Linked DNA regions of Homo sapiens: region 2 is linked to region 1. The links are chromatin contacts, found by Hi-C in ENCODE. All regions are on one chromosome and are shown on one strand. Each heading gives the region's core, a stretch centred on a gene start or an enhancer-like site at or near the end of the contact. The rest is flanking DNA. Distances are from core to core; before and after follow the strand shown. Region 1 holds the start of RAB2B (RAB2B, member RAS oncogene family). Region 2 holds the start of OXA1L-DT (OXA1L divergent transcript).

The links. A loop is a pair of places that touch in the nucleus more often than their neighbours do. Pooled maps may share reads with other maps.
Region 2: a pooled map shows a loop between it and region 1 (13-fold over the local background). The contact joins the promoter of OXA1L-DT here to the promoter of RAB2B in region 1. A Hi-C loop is called at or near these places in 6 of 50 pooled maps.

What each region holds. Positions count from the first base shown.
Region 1 is chr14:21,475,484-21,481,379 of GRCh38, reverse strand. RAB2B (RAB2B, member RAS oncogene family) reads left to right here and starts at 4,421. Exons shown (of 8, transcript NM_032846.4): 1 at 4,421-4,553; 2 at 4,781-4,852. The coding sequence starts at 4,508. TOX4 (TOX high mobility group box family member 4) reads right to left here and starts at 4,185. Exons shown (of 9, transcript NM_014828.4): 1 at 4,096-4,185; 2 at 3,816-3,884. The coding sequence starts at 4,101. RefSeq lists enhancers at 4,235-4,304, 4,885-5,004.
Region 2 is chr14:22,764,790-22,770,887 of GRCh38, reverse strand. It overlaps OXA1L-DT (OXA1L divergent transcript), which reads left to right and starts at 4,326. Exons shown (of 3, transcript XR_001750638.3): 1 at 4,326-4,464. OXA1L (OXA1L mitochondrial inner membrane insertase) reads right to left here and starts at 4,200. Exons shown (of 10, transcript NM_005015.5): 1 at 4,124-4,200; 2 at 3,479-3,640; 3 at 2,717-2,930; 4 at 954-1,097; 5 at 610-695; 6 at 263-427; 7 at 1-83. The coding sequence starts at 4,186. RefSeq lists enhancers at 4,092-4,321, 3,915-4,478, 4,479-5,041, 5,042-5,605.

The DNA of each region.
Region 1 (5,896 bases), core at 3,172-5,671:
TGGTGAAAACCGGTCTCTACCAAAAATACAAAAATTAGCCAGGTGTGGTGGCACATGCCTGTAATCCCAGCTACTCAGAAGGTTGATGCACGAGAGTTGCTTGAACGTGAGAGGTGGAGGTTGCAGTGAGTCGAGACCGCACCACTGCACTCCAGCCTGGGTGACAGAGCAAGACTCTGTCTCAAAAAAAAAGTTATCCACATCCTTGCCAACTCTCACTGGCAATTTGGACGTCTTCTTTTGTGAAGTGACTGTTCAAATCTTTTGCCTCCTTTTATTTTATTTTTTTGAGACGGAGTTTCTCTCTTGTTGCCCAGGCTGGAGTGCAATGGTACAATCTCAGCTCACCACAACTTCCACCTCCCAGGTTCAAGCGATTCTCCTGCCTCTGCCTCCTGAGTAGCTGGGATTACAGGCATGCGCTGCCACACCCGGCTAATTTTGTATTTTTAGTAGAGAAGGGGTTTCTCCATGTTGCTCAGGCTGGTCTTGAACTCCCGACCTCAGGTGATCCACTCGCCTCAGCCTCCCAAAGTGCTGGGATTACAGGCATGAGCCACCACGCCTGGCCTTTGCTTCCTTTTAAACTGGATTCTTTCTTTTACTCTGCAGAAGTACTTGATATATTCTGAATATGAGTTAGATATATGTATTGTAAATATCTTCTCCCAGTCTGTGGAATGCCTATTTGTTAATCATGTTTTTTGATGAAAGGAAGTTCCTAATTACAGTGGAGTCCAATTATTCATTTTTTTTAATGGTTAGAACTTTTTATGGGCAACTACTTTTTTGGGGGAGGGTCGGCAAAGTCTAAAAATTTCCTCTCTTGTAAAAAAAAACTTTTTTTTAATATTACCTTTACCTACTTCTAAGATATATTTGGAATGGCTCACAGTAAAACCATAACCCCATTAAAATAAAAGTTATAAACAACCATTACCACCGCTACCAAGGGAAAGGGAAGGTGTAGAAGTTGTAATGAGAAAATGGAGAACTGTTAACAATGACAGGAGCCTTAGGCAAAGGAAGCTACTGAAATTGAGCCTAAAACTTAGCTATCAGTTTCTTGGCAAAATAAAATAAGATTTCTTAAGTCACAAAAACAAAAACAAAGGACAGATTCAAACCTGGAAAGTTTCTTTCTTTTTTATTATAATATTACTTGTTAATACTTTAAATTTACTTTTCTTCACTATACACCATGATTCTTCATGGGAAGTTTCTTGATGTGAAAAGGAACCACTTCTGTCCTGGCATGGTGGCTCACACCTACAATACTAGTACTTTGGGAGGCCAAGGTGGGAGGATCGCTTGAGCCTAGGAATTTGAGACCAGCCTGGACAACATGGTGAGATCCTGTCTCTATTAAAAACAAAAGCAAAAGCAAAAAGGAACCACTTTTTTAAATGTGGCTACCTCTTGATTGTTCAACTTCATAAATGGGGTAGAGAATTAAGAACAGTGGGTAAACTTGAAAGCTACTTGTATTTAATTTTAAAATGCACTTTCTCATGAACGAGGCCAACGTAAAATTTATAACACTCTAAATAACAAAATTTAAACTGTGGAGACCTGATTGAGGAGAAATTGGGAATTTCATGCAGGTAAGTCCAATGTGAGATTTGCAACACTCAAATAATGAAATTTAAAAATGAAGATCTCACTTAGAAGAAAATGGCAACTAAGAGTGCAAAGCACCAAGCAGATTTTAGCTGTTTTTGTTTGTTTGTTTGAGATGGAGTCTCACTCGTTCACCTAGGCTGGAGTACAATGGCGCAATCTCGGCTCACTGCAACCTCTGCCTCCCAGGTTCAAGCGATTCTCCTGCCTCAGCCTCCTGAGTATCTGGGATTACAGGCGCGCACCACCACACCCGGCTAATTTTTGTATTTTTAGTAGAGATGGGGTTTCACATGTTGGTCAGGCTGGTCTCGAACTCCTGACCTCGTGATCCGCCCTCCTTGGCCTCCCAAAGTGCTGGGATTACAGGCATGAGCCACCGCACCCCGCCTCACCTGTTTTTTTAAAATTAATTATTATTATCTTTTATAGAGACAGAGTTTGATCACGTTGCCCAAGCTGGTCTAGAACTCTTGGGCTCATGCAATTCTCCTGCCTCAGCCTCCCAAACAGTTGGGATTACTGGCACGAGCTACTGTGCTGGGCCCAGATTTAGGTTTTATATCATTTCAAAGTTTGCTGCATACTAGATTCACACTTATCCTGCTTATGAGAATAATAAATAAAAGCAACAAAAAAGTTAAACTGGCACTGGGCACATTGGCTCATGCCTGTAATCCTAGCACTTTAGGAGGCTGAGGCGGGCAGATCACTTGAGGCCAGGAGTTAAAGAGCCTGGGTAACAGGGTGAAACCCCGTCTCTACAAAAATTCAAAAAAAAAAAAAAAATTAGCTGGGTGTGGTGGCGCACACCTGTATTCCCAGCTACTTGGGAGGTTGAGGCAGGAGAATCACTTGAGCCCAGGAGGTGGAGGCTGCAGTGAGCCAAGATCGTGCTACTGCACTCCAGCCTGGGCTACAGGGAGACTGTCTCAAAAAAAAAAAGAAAGAAAAAAAAAGTTAAACTAGCAACTGGCCCTTGTCAACCCCATTTTCATCCATGAAAACGTTAGGATTATAGGATAAGCCCATGCAACAGCCACTGACAATTCTTGGTAAAAAAAACTGATGCAAATGGTCCACACCACTTTTGAAAATAAATATAAAAGTCCTCAAAAAATGGCAGATGGTTCAAGACTTCAGTTTCTCAAAGACAGAAATTTTTGTCTGTTCCACCATTCTCTTTTGCCTCTCCCAAACAAGTGATACATATCTATATTATGACAATATTTCAACCAAACTTTTTTAACGAACACTTCAGGGTTTCATCATAACCTTTACTTCTACTTTAAAACAGCATAAGAAACTATAATTACAGCTGTTTGACAGCTGGGGAAACTGTGACATACAAAGATGAAGTAATGTGCCCAACGTCTGAGTCACTGGCAAATTGAAACACATGTCCTACTCAACTCTTTTATATTCTCTAGCAGCTATTTCCTTTCCTCCTGACATTAGCAAAACAAGCTGACACCATGTAGGTAAAGGTAACCACAAATTTTTTATCAAAGTAGGAAATTTAGGCCGGGCGCAATGGCTCAGGCCTGTAATCCCAGCACTCCGGGAGGCCGAGGTGGGTGGATCACCTGAGGTCAGGAGTTCGAAACCAGCCTGGCCAATATGGTGAAACTGCCATCTCTACTAAATATACAAAAATTAGCCGAGCGTGGTGGCGCACGCCTGTAATCCCAGCTACTCGGGAGGCTGAGGCAGGAGAATCGCTTGAACCCAGGAGACAGAGGTTGCAGTGAGCCGAGATCGCACCACTGCACTTCAACCTGGGCGATAAAGCGAGACTCTGTCTCAAAACAAAAGAAAACCAATAAGCTCCTCCCCTCAACCCCAATTTCTTCAGCTGCTGAAACATTTTCTTTCCACTGCGATCCCCTAAGATTACTGTAGCTATTTCTCCCCAGAGAAAGGAGACAATTCCACTCTGTCTTCTAATCCAGAATCCCTTTTCTCTTTAAACAGGTTATCTCTTTCCAATACCTTGCTTTCTGATGACAGCAACTTCCCAAGACTTCCCCAGATAGTCCCCACAGGCTCTAGAAGCAACCGCCACTTTTCTCTAAACACCAATTGCGGCCCTTGGTTCCCAGCCCCCGTCCCCGGAGTCCGTGCTCTCCTCCCCACTACCCTACCCCACCGCTGCCTCAGGCCCTACCCCCGCGGCGTCGGCAGCTCTGGCTCACCTCGGCCCCTGACAGGAAGGGGTGCGAAGGCCCTGTGATCGTCAGGTAATTGTCATTTCCTCCGGGAAACTGGAAACCAAAAGAAAGTCGCGGGGATAAGTTAGGGGGAGCAGGGAGTCAGCTTGGAGCGATGGCTTTTGACCCTGACATTCTGACAACACTCCCCAAACCCCGCTCTCTCTCCTCTCCCGTCAGTCGCCTCTCCGCCCGGCTTCCCGTCCCTGCTTCAACCCGGTCGGCCGCGTTCTCTCGCCAGCCTTCTTAGCTATCAGGTTCCTACCTCCATCTTCACACAACCGCTCCCACCGTCTCAGACCCTCATCGCTCCCACCGCCCCCACTGGACTCGGAACTGCCGTCACTTCCGCAAGGACGTGTGTTCTCTCTGCTGATTGGAAGGAGCGCCGTGGGGCTGCAGAGAGTCAGGCGCTGGGCTATCGCCCCCTGGAGTTTGGAGGGATAAGGGCATGTAGAAGTGCTAGAAGCGTCCCTGGAGGTGGCGTAGGGTACTCCCGACCTAAGGATGATTCCGGGGAGTGCAATAGAGACGTGATCTGGGCTAGAGGAGCCGGAGGGGCGGGGGAGCGGGGGGAAGGGGGAGAAGAAGAAGATCGGTAGATTGAGTGGCTAGAGAGGTCGGAGGTAAGTGGCTATAGAAGTCGGGCGGACCCGGAACCCAGAGGACGCGACACCATGACTTATGCTTATCTCTTCAAGTATATCATCATCGGAGACACAGGTAACCCTCAGGTGGTTCGCCTTCAAGGCTCGGGCGGGCATTCGAAGCTCCCAAATTGGGTGGCGGGGGCGGGGCTCACTTTGTGGGCTGGGCGATTCGAGACGGGCGGGGCGGTTCGGGGCGGCCGGGGGCGGGGCTCGGGAGCCCCCCTTCTCTGGTCCGGGAAGTCCATACTCTGGAAGGTGTTCCAGGGCTGCGTGATTCCGGGAGTGTGCTTTCTCTTTCAGGTGTGGGGAAGTCATGTCTCCTCCTGCAGTTTACAGATAAGCGGTTCCAGCCTGTCCACGACCTCACAATAGGTAAGTGCATCTACTTGTTCCAGAACAGATGATAAAACCTGACTAGCTAAATTGCTAAAGTGGAAAGTTAGCAGCCTTCAGTGTTCGAAGTAAAAAGTTACCCCTCACTACTTTAAACTAGTCCAAACTTATGTTAATGAAGTGACCAATGAAACGTTGATATGTGGGGAGTAGTGTAAGGGAGAGTATATAATTGAAAGGTAACTTTTTAGAGTGTGAGGTATAGACTCGTCATATAATTTTTTTTCAAATACAATTTGTATGTTTATGGAAAATCCCACGAAAGCATAACTGCTTATTTATGAACTCATCTGTGCTTTGAGGTAAATTAATACCAGCCTTACTTTTAAAAAGTAAACACCAATACATGGACATTTTTTATATTGGTGAAGAAGCAAATTGAGGAGTCATCCCTGCCTTAGAATTAATAGGCAAATAAAACTAAAAACTTTCCTTTTAAATGAAAGAGTGTGTTAACAGTTCCTCAAACGCACTGGCGATCCTGGAAAATATTAACCTTTCCCACACGTTTGTGATAAGGCATGGCCTGAAGAGGCTTTTAACTACCCCCTCTTCGTTATCTCCGTAACCCCAGTCCAAATAAACAACATATATGAAACTAGCTTTCTTGCCATGCAAATGCAGTTTCTAAATAAACCCCTACATCCCCATTCTTACCATATTGCTACTTCCAAGTCCCACCTGTATGGAAACCTGAAGCTACCACTGTTCCTAACGGATTTATTTAGAGTCAAATAATTGATGGGGTTAGAAAAGGATTTGGCAGTATCAACTAAAAGGTATTTTAAAGGGAATATTGAGCGAATTCTCACTTTGCGATAGGGGCTAATGATACAATGCTTAACAAGGCAACAATGCTTAATTGTGCCTCTGGCAATTATTGGAAATGTAAAATGTATTGTTAAAAAAATTAGGTGGGCGTTGTGGCGTGTGCCTGTAAGGTACTTACTTGGGAGGCTGAGGCAGGAGAATCACTTGAACTCAGGAGGTGGAGGCTGCAGTGAGCTGAGATCGCACCACTGC
Region 2 (6,098 bases), core at 3,077-5,576, 1.3 Mb before region 1:
GGCAAGGTTATCAGGGGCATCATTCTGATGACATTTCTCATCCACTGAAGGTCAGAACTTTGCACACCTGTCTCAGCACCTAGCTGCCAAAAGAAGTGGGGTGGAAAAGTCGGGAAAGCTGTCAGTTTCAGTGAATCTGTCTCTAATCTCTTACCCATCAACTCTTTCTCCAGCAAGTGAAGGATGACCATTCTGTACAACTACTTTACCCTCCAACCCCAGTTCACTTTGCAGGCCTGGCACTTGGCCAATCTGGGCTTACCTCAAGAACAGCCCACATTGTAGCAGTGACTGCCAGTGGTAATATGTAGATGGGATCGGATACCGTGAGATCCTGGAACCACCAGAGGCCACCTGTCTGCAGGCTGGGCACAGGAAGGTTGGCCATCTCTCTCAAAGCAATGAAGAAGGAGATGAAGATTGGGGCCTATTACACAAGATAAACAGTGTCAGCATGCTTTACCAGAGAGAACATTTTCATCACCCCACTACTGAAAGCCATGTATAATCCACCACCACCTGTTTTTTGGGGGACCTGGGACACATGAAACACAGAGAGGAAATTTCATGGGTACTGGATGAAATAAGGAAGGAAATGTTTTTGCTCACCTGAGTCACAGGGAGAATGAGAGGTTTATAGAGTTTAATACCATGTTTTTTCTGGTAAAGTGCCATCTCCGAGGAAGCCTTGTAATCTGTGAGGTGAGGGGAAATTAATGGTTGGGGTAACAGTTACATCAGTGGAGGTGAACATCCTCATTATCTACCTGGCCTGTGAAATTTCTAACCAACCCTGGCCACTCCTTGGGAGCATTAGGTCTAAGAAACAGATAAACCTTTAGAACTTTCCCGACTGTGGCAACTTCTGATTTACATTGTTCCTTTCCCCCAGCAGAATGTAAGGAAAAGTGCAAATGTGGACTTCTCCCACGCTCATTCTGCAACTGACTCACACTCAATATGGTCTCCTGCTAACTTGGCCTCTCTGATTCGACTGGAAAACTTCTGGATCTCTGGCAAGTGATTGTGGATCCTGGCTGCCTCTCGCTGGCCCGTCACGATGAGAGGAAAAATCAGGCAGCGGGCAAAGACTGTACCTGGAAAATACAAACTAGGATTGGAGTGAAATTAAAGCAGTTCTGCAGCTAGAAGGTTGAAGGCTTTTAGGTCCTTACTGAAAGGGTCTTATTCTTGCCTTGTCCATTCTATGACTCATGCCTAAGAGGCCCAGAAATAAGGTCAGGGGAATGAATTAGTTGCTTTAAGGCTCAGTTCTCTAATTTGGCATCACAAAAGTATGGCATTAACTTCTCTAAGCAGATGATTAGGAATCCTGTTTGTTTCCTCAAACAAAAAGCTGACAGGAGTGGATTTAGCAATTATGTTACTGGCAGTTCGAATGAGGTGATATGAGTAAAAGCCAGACGGCTGAGGGAGTAAATGGAAAGAAGTAGGCTAATTGGATGCAGAGCAGTCTTTTAAGTAACAGCTATCAAAAGAATGAAACCCAGTCATCTGTGACAACGTGGATGGAACTGGAGATCACTATGTTAAGTGAAATAAGGCAAGCACAGAAAGACGAACATCGCCATGTTCTCACTTATTTGTGAGATCTAAAAATCAAAACAAATGAAATCATGGGCAGAGAGTAGAAGGAAGGTACCAGAGGCTGGGAAGGGTAGTCAGGGTTGGGAATAGTTAATGGGTAAAAAAAAGTTAGAATAAGATCTACTATTGATTGCACAACAGGGTGACTATAGTCAGTAATAATAGCATATTTTTAAATAAAGAACGTAAAAATTAGCCAGGTGTGGTGGCACACCTGTAGTCCCAGCTACTTGAGAGGCTGAGACATGAGAATCGCTAGAACCTGGGAGGTGGAGGTTGCAGTGAGCTGAGACTGCACCACTGCACTCCAGCCTGGGTGACAGAGCAAGACTCCGTTTAAAAAAATAAATAAAATAAAAAATAAAATAAAAGTGTAATTGGATTGTTTGTAACTTAAAGGATAAATGCTTAAGGGGATGGATATCTCATTCTCCATAATGTGATTATTACACCTTGCATGCCTCTATCAAAACATCTCATGTAGCCCATAAATATATACACCTACTAGGTATCCACAAAAATTAACAACAACAAAATAAATAACAGCCATCAAAGGAAGAAGATAGGATAGTAAGTGAAGGGGAACTAAGGATGAAGGGAAGAAACCTTCCCCCAGGTAACACATGGGTGTGCCTGAGCATGTTTACATGTTCGGGGTAGGGCAGTGAGGAGGGAAATGCTGAAGACACAGGGGAGAAAAGATAATTGATGGAGCAACGTGGCAGAAAGACACATAATTCAAAGCAGAGTTCTAGCCTTTACAAAAGCAATGCTAGTGGCTTCCCAATTTAGGGGTTTAAGTGCCTGACCTGAACCTCTGTTCTAAACCAGGATAGCTTCATGACTGTTAATAAGGTCCCCTGACTCTAACCCCATGTTTGTATTCAAATATCTACACTTCTTGAATCCCAGATGATCTGGTGGTTTTATAATGCTCTTTAAGAAATATAGGCAGAGTGCATCTAGGTATCATGAACCTCTATTGCTCATTTGAAATCATCTGCTCTTCTGACCCCAGAGCTTCTGCAACTACTTCCTGAATCCATTCAAAGAATTGCCATCTATGAGGTTAAATCCCTAACCCATGTCCAGGGTATATTCCCCTTACATGCAGCAATGGCCCCCCACCAAGGTAGGCCCAGATCAACATGCATAAATTCCAGTAAATTCTGGATCAGTCCCACTGGGGTGTATGACCCCAGCCCCAGTTCAGCGAAGCTCTGCTCTGCAGCAGTTTGGACTACATCTGCAGTCTCTCCAGAAGCCACCTCAGGTACTGCTGTGGGTGAGGGAGTTGCAGCAACAACAGGAGGGGCCTGAACCTGTGTGAAAGAAAGCCTTGTATTATATTTATTCAGTAGCGAACACAAAGCAAGTGAGATCTTTTTATAATAACCAGTACTGGGTTCTGTTCTCTCTACTTCTTGTTCTTCCAGGTTAGCCTAGTGTCTGCAGATTTCAAGCTTAAAAAGGACATCTCATTTTTATCAATAGTTAGGAAGAGAAGTTACTTTGAGTAAGAATCCATGACTTCCCTTCATGCTGGGAAGTTATTTCTTTTATCACTGTTTTCCAAACTTCAGCCATTTGAATATCACTATCATGATTTTTGCCATATATTAACATGAAACAATTGCTTTTCTTTAAAACAGCTCAGAAAACCAAATATAACATCTCTCCTGTTGTACTTTCAATCATTTCCCCACTGAATTGAAAATCCATCCTAAGCAGAGATGCTATCATTTTGGAGAGCTGTGTGGAGCGTGGACAAGAACTCTGCTCCATATTCCCCCTGCTCCCAAACAAAACAAAATATGAAACCAACCAGGAAACACCACTCCTAATATTGCAGGAACGAAAGGCCTCTTACCTGGACTTCTGCAAAAGAGATAGCAGAGGTACTGAGGCTGCGGGGGCCGGAAGCCGCAAGGAAGAGGTAGTGTGGGCGACAGCAGCACGGGGCTGCTGGGAATAGGAGCCGTGTGGTCAGCGGTTTCCCAAGCCATTGCGAGGGCCCTGCGACGCTGTGGACCTGAGCGTGTAAAAGGATGATGGAGCCCCTTTACCGGGAGCAGAAGTCCTCGCGTGGGTGCAAACGGGATTCATTATGCTAACTCCCCAAGAAGCAGGCAGCTCGGCCACTACAGGGGAGGACATTGCTATCACCGCGCGCAGACCGCTAGCCCGAAGGCATGCAGCGGGTGGTGCCTGCAGAGCGAAGCTCGAACCTGGGTTCCCCGCATCTCAGTTATCGCAGACCCACATCGGAGGGCCCTGAGAACGAGGCCGAGGTGCTCTCGCCAGGAGCCAAGCCAATTCCAGAAGCTGACACCGGGCTGCTGGGCCCATAGTGTCGGGGACTAACCCTAGCGCGTCCTCACATGACCCGAGGTCATGACATTCAGGTCCCGGTGAGCAGGTCAGCGTCTGCTGATACCCCTAGCACGAGCTGTCCTGGGGCCTGGTTCACTGGGTCAGGGCAGCATCCCGGTGCTCTGCCCCGGGGCATCCTTACCCGACGCCCGGACTGTAGCAAGCGCAGAAGCTCCCGGCGTCCGCACATTAGTCCCATCGCCATTTTGCCCGGAAGAGGACTTGCTTTTGCGCCTGCGCAGTAAGAACCACAACCCCTCGAGAGGAAGCACTTTTGGAGGCGGGCATGAAGCCAGAATTGTAGCCGCAGATCAGGCGGTAAAAGAGAACGGAGCTTGGCGGCCATATTTGAAGTGGGTAAAAATCTGTAAAGCCACGTTACCATTAGCACGCAGAGAGCCTTTTCTGGAGATTGAAAGGAAGTTGAAGAGCTGGGTTAGCTATCATCGTAAGCTATCATCGTTAGTGATGGCGTAAACCTGGGTAATTTTCCTCTAATGTCGCGATTGTCCTCTGATTTGTAAGTTTAAAAATAGCCTCAGAAAAGGCTTGGCTGTACTTGCAGAGGATTTTTCCCACTCAATGATGTTCGATTCTTTTGATTCTTATTGCTAGGTAATATTGTAATCGCAGGTCCAGTGAAATTTGAGGGTAGTCTAGAGTCTGACAGAAATTAAAAGAAGGCAGCTTCTGGGAAATATTTTCCTCCCAGATAAAAAGACGAAGCTTCCAGAGGAGACTTCACCTTTCCATTTTTTTCTTCTGTAAGTGGGGTGGTGTGAGGACTGACCATGAGGGGACAAGTTTCCAGATGAAAAGCTCACGTGCAGGCCGGGCGCGGTGGCTCAGGTCTGTAATCCCAGTACTTTGGGAGGCCGAGGTGGGTGGATCACGAGATCAGGAGGTCGAGACCATCCTGGCCAACATGGTGAAACCCCATTTCTACTAAAAATACAAAAATTAGCCGGGCGTGGTGGTGGGCGCCTGTAATCCCAGCTACTCGGGAGGCTGAGGCAGGAGAATCACTTGAACCCGGGATGCAGAGGTTGCAGTGAGCCGGGATTGTGCCACTGCACTCCAGCCTGGGCAACAAGAGCGAGACTCCGTCTCAAAAAAAAAAAAAAAAAGGAAAGAAAAACTCACGTGCTGAAGATGGTTGAGGGCAAAGATAGAAAACACCCAAATACTTGATGATATCATTGAGCTGCTGTACCATGCTTGGAACTGCCTATCTCCAGACTTTGTTGTGTAAGTTAATTAAAGGTCTTGGCCGGGTGCAGTGGCTCATACCTGTAATCTCATCACTTTGGGAGGCTGAGGTGGTCTCGATAACTAGGTCAAGAGATCGAGACCAGCCTGGCCAACATGGTGAAATCCTGTCTCTACTAAAAATACAAAAAACAAAAAAACAAAATAACTAGGCGGGCGTGGTGGTGCATACCTGTAGTCCCAGCTACTAGGGAGGCTGAGGCAGGAGAATCGCTTGAATCCGGGAGGTGGAGGTTGCAGTGAGCCGAGGTGGAGCCACCTCACTCTAGCCTGGGCGACAGACTCCATCTCAAAAAAAAAAAAAAAAAGATGATTAAAGGTCTTTACTGTTTAGACTCTAAGTCTGTTGCTTGGGTGTTCTGTTTCTTGAAGTTAAAAGCATTCATCTTCAGGGAAAAAAGTTACTGGTCAGAAAGGTGGAGTTTGATTATGTTTGAACCCTTACAAAGTCTCTCAATATGCAGATTACTTTCTAAACAACAAATTATAGTTTCAGAAAGATACAATAACCTGAAATTATTTCAGTGACTGCTCATTTGGAACGATTATGAATGTACCTGACAGATATGGCGAAAATAGGAGGCAAAGAACTATAATACTGATTTAGTAATAATTAGTGGTATGAGCTAACACTTGCATATGTTGGATGCTATTATAAACATCAATAGATTTTTGATATGGAAACACTGATTTTTTTTTAGAGATTACTTTTAAAACTCAATACAATTAGAAGTAATTACAAATATACAGCTACAGAACACTTGGCAGGGTGACTATCTTACAGTACACTGCTACTTTGGTGGCCCCAAATGAACCAGGCTTCCCAATATTTGCACCTTTAGGAGTTC